3 separate regions of the Homo sapiens genome follow, and all the other regions are linked to region 2. The links are chromatin contacts, found by Hi-C in ENCODE. All regions are on one chromosome and are shown on one strand. The core of a region is the stretch at or near the end of the contact, and the rest is flanking DNA. Distances in the headings are between cores, read along the strand shown.

Region 1 (2,700 bases), core at 54-2,553, 2.7 Mb after region 2:
ACAATTTGGCAATTGCTTACAAAACTAAACATTCTCTTACCTTATGATCCAGCAATCATACTACTTGGTATTTATCCAAAGGAGATGAAAACTTATGTCCGCACAAAAAAACCTGCACACAGATATTTATAACAGCTTTTTTTCATCACACTGGGGTGAGGGATGTTGATAATGGGGAAGGGCTATGCTTGTGTCGGGGCAGAAAGTATATGGAAAATCTCTGGACATTCCTTTCCATTTTGCTGTGAATCTAAAACTGCCCTCAAAAAAAGTTTAAATAATTTTTTTAAAGCAGTACTGTATTGTGATGTTTAACTCAATTACTTATTACAAGAAAACTATTCAACTGGTCAAAACGTTATATATAAGAAGTTTCTGTTTGTTAAAAACATTGTTTCAAATATATTTAGGCTTTGACTTTTAAAAGTATACAGCAACATTCAAGATAACTAGACAGAATGCACTGCAACTTGGCAGGTTTTTAAATCCTTGGACTTACTGGCCTAAGGAAAGATGTGTAAACATCCATGATTCAGAAATACAGGGAGAAATTGGGGCAGCCAGACCTCATCCTCTTGCCCTAAAGGGAAAAGATATCTTTCTTGCGGTATCTAAGATATGAATCTTAGATAATATTCATGCATGGCTAGGAATTGGAATAATGGGAAAGTCTTAATTCATGGGAAATTTTCTAATAAAGTTCCACCTCCATTTCCAGCCATTCCTCTTTAACAAATACATTTAGTGAAAAATACTACCAGTTGGGGAGAAACCAAATGGGTATGTGTATATGTAGTGTTTCTCAGAGTGTGGACTTTAACCACGTTTAATTACATAAATTTACGAGGATCTGTTGAAAATGCAGGTTCCTGGGCTTCACTCCAGTTGCTCTGAAATGAAAGCTGTAGGAGTCGGTTGGTGAAACTACATTTTGTTTCTCAGGTGATTCTTGTGTACTCTAACTCATATATAGGGTGATGTTATTTATTTACTGGTTATTTATTTACCGGTTATTTATCGTTTGGCAAAAAAATCCAGCAAAGACTCACAAGTGACCTTTACACTTGACATAGGATTCTCTTCCGCTGCTGACGCTTTTTTTTTCTAAGAGGCGGGGACTTGGCTGGGCAGGGCTGGGGGAGGGCGCTAGGCGGGGCGGGCAGGGGCGGGGCAGAAGAGCCCTGGGCTGGGTGGGGCAGGGCGGAAGGGCCCTGGCCTTGTTGGGTGGAGGTGAAGAGTTAATGGCTCCGCGCGCAGGCACTGCCCTCTGAACTGGAACAAAATGCAACTTCCGGTTGGAGTCACTCGGCCAGGCGCCGGCGACCTGAGGGGAGAGGGAACGCAGCTGAAAGCGTGAACTGTGTGAGTAAGAAACTTTGTGAATTGGTGTGTCCGAATCCGTCAAGCACGACGTCGGAGAATTTGTATGCGTGAGCGAGAGGGACGCGCTGACAGTAGGGGCGCCGCAGGGAGAGAAGCCGAGGAGCAGCGGAGACAACCAATTTGCAGTTTGGGGAGGGATTTTGTGCGGGAGAAACCACGCGAGTCCTTCCCCCGGAGCGGACTCCTTGTGGGTTGGTTTCCGGGCCCGCGATGTCAGCATAGCATCGTCGGCCTCTGCCCCAACGGCTTCAAGGGAGGGACTCGTCCCGGCTGCTTTGCCCGGGAAATGGGGGTGGAAGGGCCTGCGGTGTCGAGGTGAGCAGTGGACCCTCCAGGAACATTCCCGACTTCCCTTCGGGAGAGAGACTGCCTCCTAGAATCAAGTAGTATCGTGGTTACTCTTTCGAAAACTTAATTGGTTCTTTCTGTTGTTTTCCCAAGGTGGTTGCACAATTCCCCTCTGCCTTCCTGTGGGGTGTCATCATAGCCTGGTCAATGAGAAGTTGGGTAACTTCCCAGAGGGTCACGGAGGGAGTGGGTGGCCAAGGCAGGAAGAACAGAAGCCAACCCCGCCCACAGTGGGAACCCAGGCGTTAGGTAGAGTCCTCACGCCGGTGTAAACTGACTAGCAACGAGTTACAGGCAAAAAAGCTGTGCTTTTCTAGAAGTAGAAAGGGGGAGGATAATCAAAGAAGAGCTGTGCCTTTATTGTTATGCTATAACGAGCAAAAGTAAAGCAGCCTTGCTATGTAAAGTGGTGTTTATCTCACCTCACAGGAGATGCTTTTGACAAGTTATAATAAGGGAGAGATGGTAGTAAAGGAAGTGAAGAAGCGACGTGAAATTGAAGGAAAAGAAAATGACCTGCCTTCTTACCGCGGTTGGAATACACACCCAAACGAGAGGTAGCAGAGAAGCAAGCAGTGCATTCTGTTAAAAATTATTGTGTCCTCATTTGAGAGAGGAGGGATCCTCAAATAATACAACTATGTGCAAAGCAGGAAGTGAAATCCTTCTCAGTCCTCTCCCCAGTTGTAATCCAAGCCTTCCACATCTTTCCTGTATGTGCATAACCATGTTATTTTGCTTTCTTATGAAAATGAGATTATGCATACTGTTCGATAATCTGTTTCAGATTAAATATATATATATGGTGAAAGTCTTGCCATATGTAGCTCTATTTTATTGTAATGTTGGCGTGGTACTGCATTGTGTAGATGTACCAAATTATAGTTAACTGTCACTTACTATGTCCTGTCCGTATATATTGCCCAGTATTCTTCAAAATTATCTGTTTCTCATTAGACTACAGATTTC
Region 2 (2,700 bases), core at 175-2,674:
CACAGTCCTACCCTGTGTAGGACTGTCAACTGAGTTCACATTTTACTACAAATGTGGAGAGGTTTTTTTTTTTCCAATCAAGGCACCATATTAACATTTCTTAGGTTACATCTTTGTAATCTTCAATTATAGTAAGATAAAAACCAGTAGCAAAGCATATCACCCAACTTAAAATTCAGAACAATACTTAGACATATGCAGCTTGCACACACATTAACCTGTTTCTCCCAACAAAATATTTGTAATTTCCAAAATCCTATCAGCTTTTTCACACAATATGGTCCCTCCAATTTGAGGGGTAGTAACATAGTCTCCTTACTAAAGAGATTAGTCTAAAAAAAGTAAAATCGCCAAAAGAATGTAAGAATATCAGTGGCTATAGGCTAGAGCAATATCATCTTTTAAAGCCTAATATGTTCATGAAATCTCACTTTAAGAAGGTGATATCTAAACATAAAATTTATTGACAAAAAACAATTAGTATTGATAAACCACCACAAAATGATTTTAAATGAAAGTAGAAGACATTATTAAAGCTCAAGATTTTTGCGTGTACTGATTTCATGCCTCAGGTTATTTCCATATCAAATTTAAAGAGATACTGGAAAATAGAAAACAAAATCCATCAACTGTAATCCATTTCCCTTACTCTTTTGTGAAATCATCACAAGGTGTGAAGGATTGTTTCTGTTTCCTCTATCTTTAACAAGCCTGTAACCTCTCAAGTGAAAGAACATGCACCTGTCAAGCTCATAGTGCGGGATGTACACACAGATGTGTTTAATAAATATCTGCCCACAGGGAGATTAGAGGTTTGCTTTGAGAATCAGGGAACAGGCTAGCTCATGTGTTGACGCTTTGGCATCTATCATACAATCCGCCACCTCGTTCCCTTACCAAAATATCCTCAAAGGAAATCCTCTTTGAGTCTTTCAGAAGAGTTATGAGTTTGAGGACCCAAAACGTTGAGGAAAGATCCACCCCAGGGAAGGGGGAGTGGCTGCAGAGAACAAACATAAGTAGGATTTAGGTGGCTCAGTGACGTCAGGAGGAAGCAGCGATGGAAGGGATGGGGTGCAAACTCACCTGGAGAAGCAGAAGCTGCACACATGTCAAAGGTCAAAGGGCATAGCCTCAGGGACTCCCCAAACGCAGGAAAAGTGAAACGCCCACTCCTGGGCTCTCGCCGTCAGGGGTACATCTAAGGGCTCAGCTGTTCCTACCTTTGACGCCAGGGACAAACCCTACCAGGCACAGTTGGGATTGGCAGTAAGGCAAGGAAAGCCTGCCCCAGATTTCAGAGCCAGCGCTGGGGAATCTCCCTGTCCTCTCCGCCACCCCCTCCCGCGCCCGAGACCTGAGACACCTTCTCTCTCACACCCACCCTCTCCAGGCCCTCTCGCGCTGAACAGCATCGGTCTCTATGGCGACCTGAAACCGCAGCTCCCATTGGCCTGTTCAATATGAGGGCCGGGCCAATGGGGAGGGCCAGCCCTCTCCTTCCCGCCAATGGGGTGGCGGGAGCTGGCCCGGGGACGGCGGCGTGCTGACGTTCCCGGGAGCCCGGGGCTGGCCGGGCGGGAGGGCTGGCAGCGGGGCGGGCGGCGGCGGCGGCCTCTGGGCAGTAGAGGGGGCTCCGGGGCTGAGTCCGCGTCGACGCCGGCCGCGGAGGCGGCACCATGGGCAAGGGGTAGAGGGGCAAGTTGGCCACCGCCGCCGCCGGGGGTGGTGGGAGAGCCGCTCCGGGGGCGGGGGCCGGTGGGGGAGGGAGGGGCGGGCAGCCGCGCCGCCGCGGCACTTTTTTAATTTTTTCGGGTGCCGCAGCGGCGACCCCTCGGCGCCGATGTCCCTGATCCCTGGAGCGACGACGGCCGCTGCCTAAGCTGGAAAGTAAGTGTGTGGGCTCGCGGGAGGGCGCGGAGACTCCTGCCCACGAGACCCTCGGCCCTCGCCCCGAACACGCGCCAGGGCCAGGACCTGCGCGCCGGGGGCCGGGGGCCTCCCTCCCGCTGCCGCGTCCCCAGCGCCTCGCGGCCGCCGCGGCTTTCCTGCCCCGCCTCGTGTTCCTGCCCGCACTCGCCTGCTGCTCCCCTCCCCCCGGCAGGCGCACAAGTTTCACCCTCCATTTGCTTTTCCCGGCGATTCCTCTCCCCGGTCTCCCGTACGCGCAGCGCACGACCTCTGCCCACGCTGGGCTGTTCGGATTCAGAGCTCCCAGCCCCGAACTTGAGCGCCGCGCTGAGCCCTGCTGGACGCCCTCGCGGCGGCTTCCCCGCTGCCTGCCGCCGCGCGCCCCAAGTCGCCCTCGACACCACTGGGCGCCCGCCCTCCTCAGCACTCGGGGCCGGCTGTCTGTCCTTCTAGCCCCAGATCCTGCACCTTGGTCCCCTCCCCGTCTTCCCACGCCCCTGCTGCCCGCGCGGTCTTGCGTTTGTCCCCGAAGTCCTGTACTCCTTGCCGGTCCTGCCCACCCCTCTGCCTAGTGCGCCCCTCTCTACCGGCCGCGGATCCTCACGCTCCACCCCTCCCGGCTCCCCAGCGCCGAGCCTCGCCGCTGCCCTCCTGCGCCGCCGCTTCCTCCTCTCCCTGCCAGGAGTTGAAGCGGAGCTGCGGCACCTCCCTGGCGGATCTGGTATCCCCGCCCGCTGCCGAGGCTGCCGGCCCTCTCCCCTGGACCGCTACCCGGAGAGCGAGCGGCGG
Region 3 (2,700 bases), core at 71-2,570, 2.9 Mb after region 2:
ATGTTGCAGTGAGCCCAGATGGCGCCACTGCACTCCAGCCTGCGTGACAAAGCAAGACCCTAACTCAAAAATGCATTAATAAATAAATACATATAAAATAAAATAAAATAAAAAAGAAGTGAGGAAGGTCTGAGTTAAGGCCAAAGTGGGGAGTATTTAGAAGGGGAAGTGGTGGATTGGAAAAGCTGTTATGGAGATTACACATTTCATGGTTTCTACAGTGGGGAGAGATGAAAAAGAGGCAAGTGTTCATACTCTTAAGTTTCTGATTAGGAAAATTATTTGGAGGACGGGGCTACTCACCCCCTCCTCCCATAAAAAATGAATAGAGAGGCATAGGTTTGGGGGGGAAGCATAAAGATGTGGATCCAAATATTACCTATGAGTAAAATAATCTTTGTGTTTTTAAAGGTATTAATATCTTAAAGCAATTGTGCTACTCAAATCACAGTTTGGATCCAGGCGCTGTAATCTTTCCTCACCCTCTGTCCAGTAGATTCATCACCATTCTCGATTTAGGAATGCTTTAAAGATGCTTGTTATTTGGAACATATTTGAGAAAGTGACAGGAACGTGGCAAACAAGCTGCCTTAAACAGAGACTGTACCTAGACCTAGAGTGTAATATCAACTTGTCAAGTATATCTTCTGCAACTTTGCTTTTTGAAAGCCTAGCACAAAGTAGATCATGAGTAAAATGTGATTGCCGATAATTACATGGAGAAATGTGAATAAATGACTCTTTAAACCCTGTAAACTAAACTCGGCTTAAAATAGGTGGTTTGAACATTTGGGAAACCTTAGTTTTCCCTGAAATCCAATCCTTGCAAAGCAATAATGACAAGAGGTGGATAAAGCGGACTTACAGAAAAGGGCGTCTTACCGGTCCCCTCTAATCACACCATCCCCCCTCTTTTAAAAAAATTTTCTTCTCAGATAACCAAGTTAAATCTAGCTCAAATGAACCTTTTAGTTTTTGAGGAGGGCAATAATAGTAGTGAACACCAAAACGAAAGGGGATCTGGGCTTCAAAATACTAACAGTTCTATTTCCTAGCCAGTCGTCTCCCGGGCTGGATGTGCCGCCGTCCCAGATCTCAGCGGCGGCCGCAGAGCGCAGAGGTAGGGAGAGAAAAAGGAGGCGTCGGCGGGGCGCGAGCGACCAGGGCGCTAAGTGCCGCCTCACAGTCCTGCCAGAGACAGGAGACGCCGGGCCGCCCGCGCCGTCTGTCCCAAGAGCTCCTCCTGGACATCCGCTTGACTCTCCGTCGTCTCCAATTGGCCGTCGGGGAACGGAAGCCGAAGCAAACTAGTGAACCCGGAAGTGCTTCGCGGCGGAGGCCCGGGCAACTCTTTTGAATGGAATCGGGCTGATTCATCGCCGGTTTGCAGACAGAGCCGCGTCGGGTGTGCGCCGCTGCTGCTGTTGCCTCTGTCTTCGCGTCACCACAGAGGCAAGACAAGGGTCCATATCGCGGCATCCGGCTCCCGCCCGTCTTCAGGTAAGACCCAGAAGGCAGGCCTGGGAGGTCTGGGGAGGCAGCCGTGCTAGGCCGCCGCCAGCCCCGTGCTTTCCTGAGTCACGTTGCCCAGCTGAGTTGCCACAGGAGGCCTGGGCCGCGAGGGAGGAGCCCGGCCTCCTTCATTCTCTTCGCCTGCTCTCAGGGCTCTCTGGCAGGGTCAGGTCTGGATGTCGCCTCCTTTCTCCATTCTTTTCTGTTTGGCCGAATTCACATCATGGGAACCTCTTCCATCTATATAGAGAGAATCCTTGTTTATGGCCTGTTTGTCTGTGCTCTATCCATAGTTGTTAACCGGTCTGCTTTGAAGTTTTTCAAAGCAGACCGGGAAAACAAGGGAGAGAGAGTAGAATTAACTTTCCCATTGAATACGTTTGTTTTATCTCTTGTCCTTCCTGTAAGCCTTAACCCTTTTTCTGTTAGTGTTAGGTTTTCAGCTCCCTCCAAAAAGTAAACAAAAGTCCTGCAGATACACTGCTTTTGGACCTTGAATATCTTAAAAACAAAGTGTGCTACTATGGCTGTTAACTTACTTTCAATATCATACTAATTGAGTAATTGTTGGTAAATTGATTACATTTCTCGTTTTAAGTAAAGTAGAAATCTGCTACCGTATGTTACATCTTGCAACTTAATTTTCCTGGGGATGTAGCTCTGTGTCTGTCAAAAGAAAAAGAATGTAAACTTTTGAGTCTATAAACCTAGTGACTGAAGGAAAAATTCTCGAGAAAATAAATGGTAATATAAGTTGATAAAATATTATGGAAAGGCAGGGGAAAGGGTTTAAAAATGAGCATAAAATAGAGTTATAGTGTGAAAGTGATTTTGTTCCACTGGTCACAAGTGTTTTTTTAGTGCTTCTGACTTAATGTGTTTGAGAAAAGCAGCAAGACATGCACTGATACTGTAGAAATAACAAAAACATGAACACAGTTTTAGTGGAGATGATTAATATAATGGTGGCCTTCCTGTCACGTAAGGCTACCTACCAGCTGACTCATTTGAAGTTTAGAGGTTAAGATATATAGTGGTTCTGAATTAACTACAGTTAAGGTGTGTTTAGTGAAGTGCTATTTAGTGAAAAAGGCTAAATGTTGTCTTGAATTTGTCCCTAAATCTTGCCAAGGGAAGAAAGTTTTCAAGTGATGATCTTTTATTGATGCTTCACCTGTTGACTTTGGG

Evidence for each region. Hi-C counts contacts between places; a loop is a spot of excess contacts on that map. Pooled maps may share reads with other maps.
Region 1: a map of CD8-positive, alpha-beta T cell shows a loop between it and region 2 (24-fold over the local background). The contact joins the promoter of TANK here to the promoter of CCDC148 in region 2. A Hi-C loop is called at or near these places in 2 of 168 maps with a recorded cell type or tissue (CD8-positive, alpha-beta T cell and naive thymus-derived CD4-positive, alpha-beta T cell) and 9 of 50 pooled maps.
Region 3: a loop to region 2 is called in a map of endothelial cell of umbilical vein, with 8 times the contacts of the local background. The contact joins the promoter of PSMD14 here to the promoter of CCDC148 in region 2. A Hi-C loop is called at or near these places in 2 of 168 maps with a recorded cell type or tissue (endothelial cell of umbilical vein and naive thymus-derived CD4-positive, alpha-beta T cell) and 8 of 50 pooled maps.

Annotation. Positions count from the first base shown.
Region 1 is chr2:161,159,125-161,161,824 of GRCh38, forward strand. TANK (TRAF family member associated NFKB activator) reads left to right here and starts at 1,304. Exons shown (of 8, transcript NM_001199135.3): 1 at 1,304-1,362. TANK-AS1 (TANK antisense RNA 1) reads right to left here and starts at 1,166. Exons shown (of 3, transcript NR_187173.1): 1 at 1,008-1,166; 2 at 41-112. RefSeq lists an enhancer at 1,014-1,777.
Region 2 is chr2:158,455,329-158,458,028 of GRCh38, forward strand. It overlaps CCDC148 (coiled-coil domain containing 148), which reads right to left and starts at 1,425. Exons shown (of 14, transcript NM_138803.4): 1 at 1,087-1,425. The coding sequence starts at 1,111. It overlaps PKP4 (plakophilin 4), which reads left to right and starts at 1,624. Exons shown (of 22, transcript NM_003628.6): 1 at 1,624-1,890. It overlaps LOC124907900, which reads right to left. Exons shown (of 1, transcript XM_047446754.1): 1 at 1,803-2,700. The coding sequence starts at 2,126. The coding sequence ends at 1,803. RefSeq lists silencers at 1,329-1,623, 1,354-1,723, 1,944-1,993, 2,244-2,293, 2,314-2,373 and 1 more.
Region 3 is chr2:161,307,105-161,309,804 of GRCh38, forward strand. It overlaps PSMD14 (proteasome 26S subunit, non-ATPase 14), which reads left to right and starts at 1,321. Exons shown (of 12, transcript NM_005805.6): 1 at 1,321-1,500. RefSeq lists an enhancer at 1,189-1,648.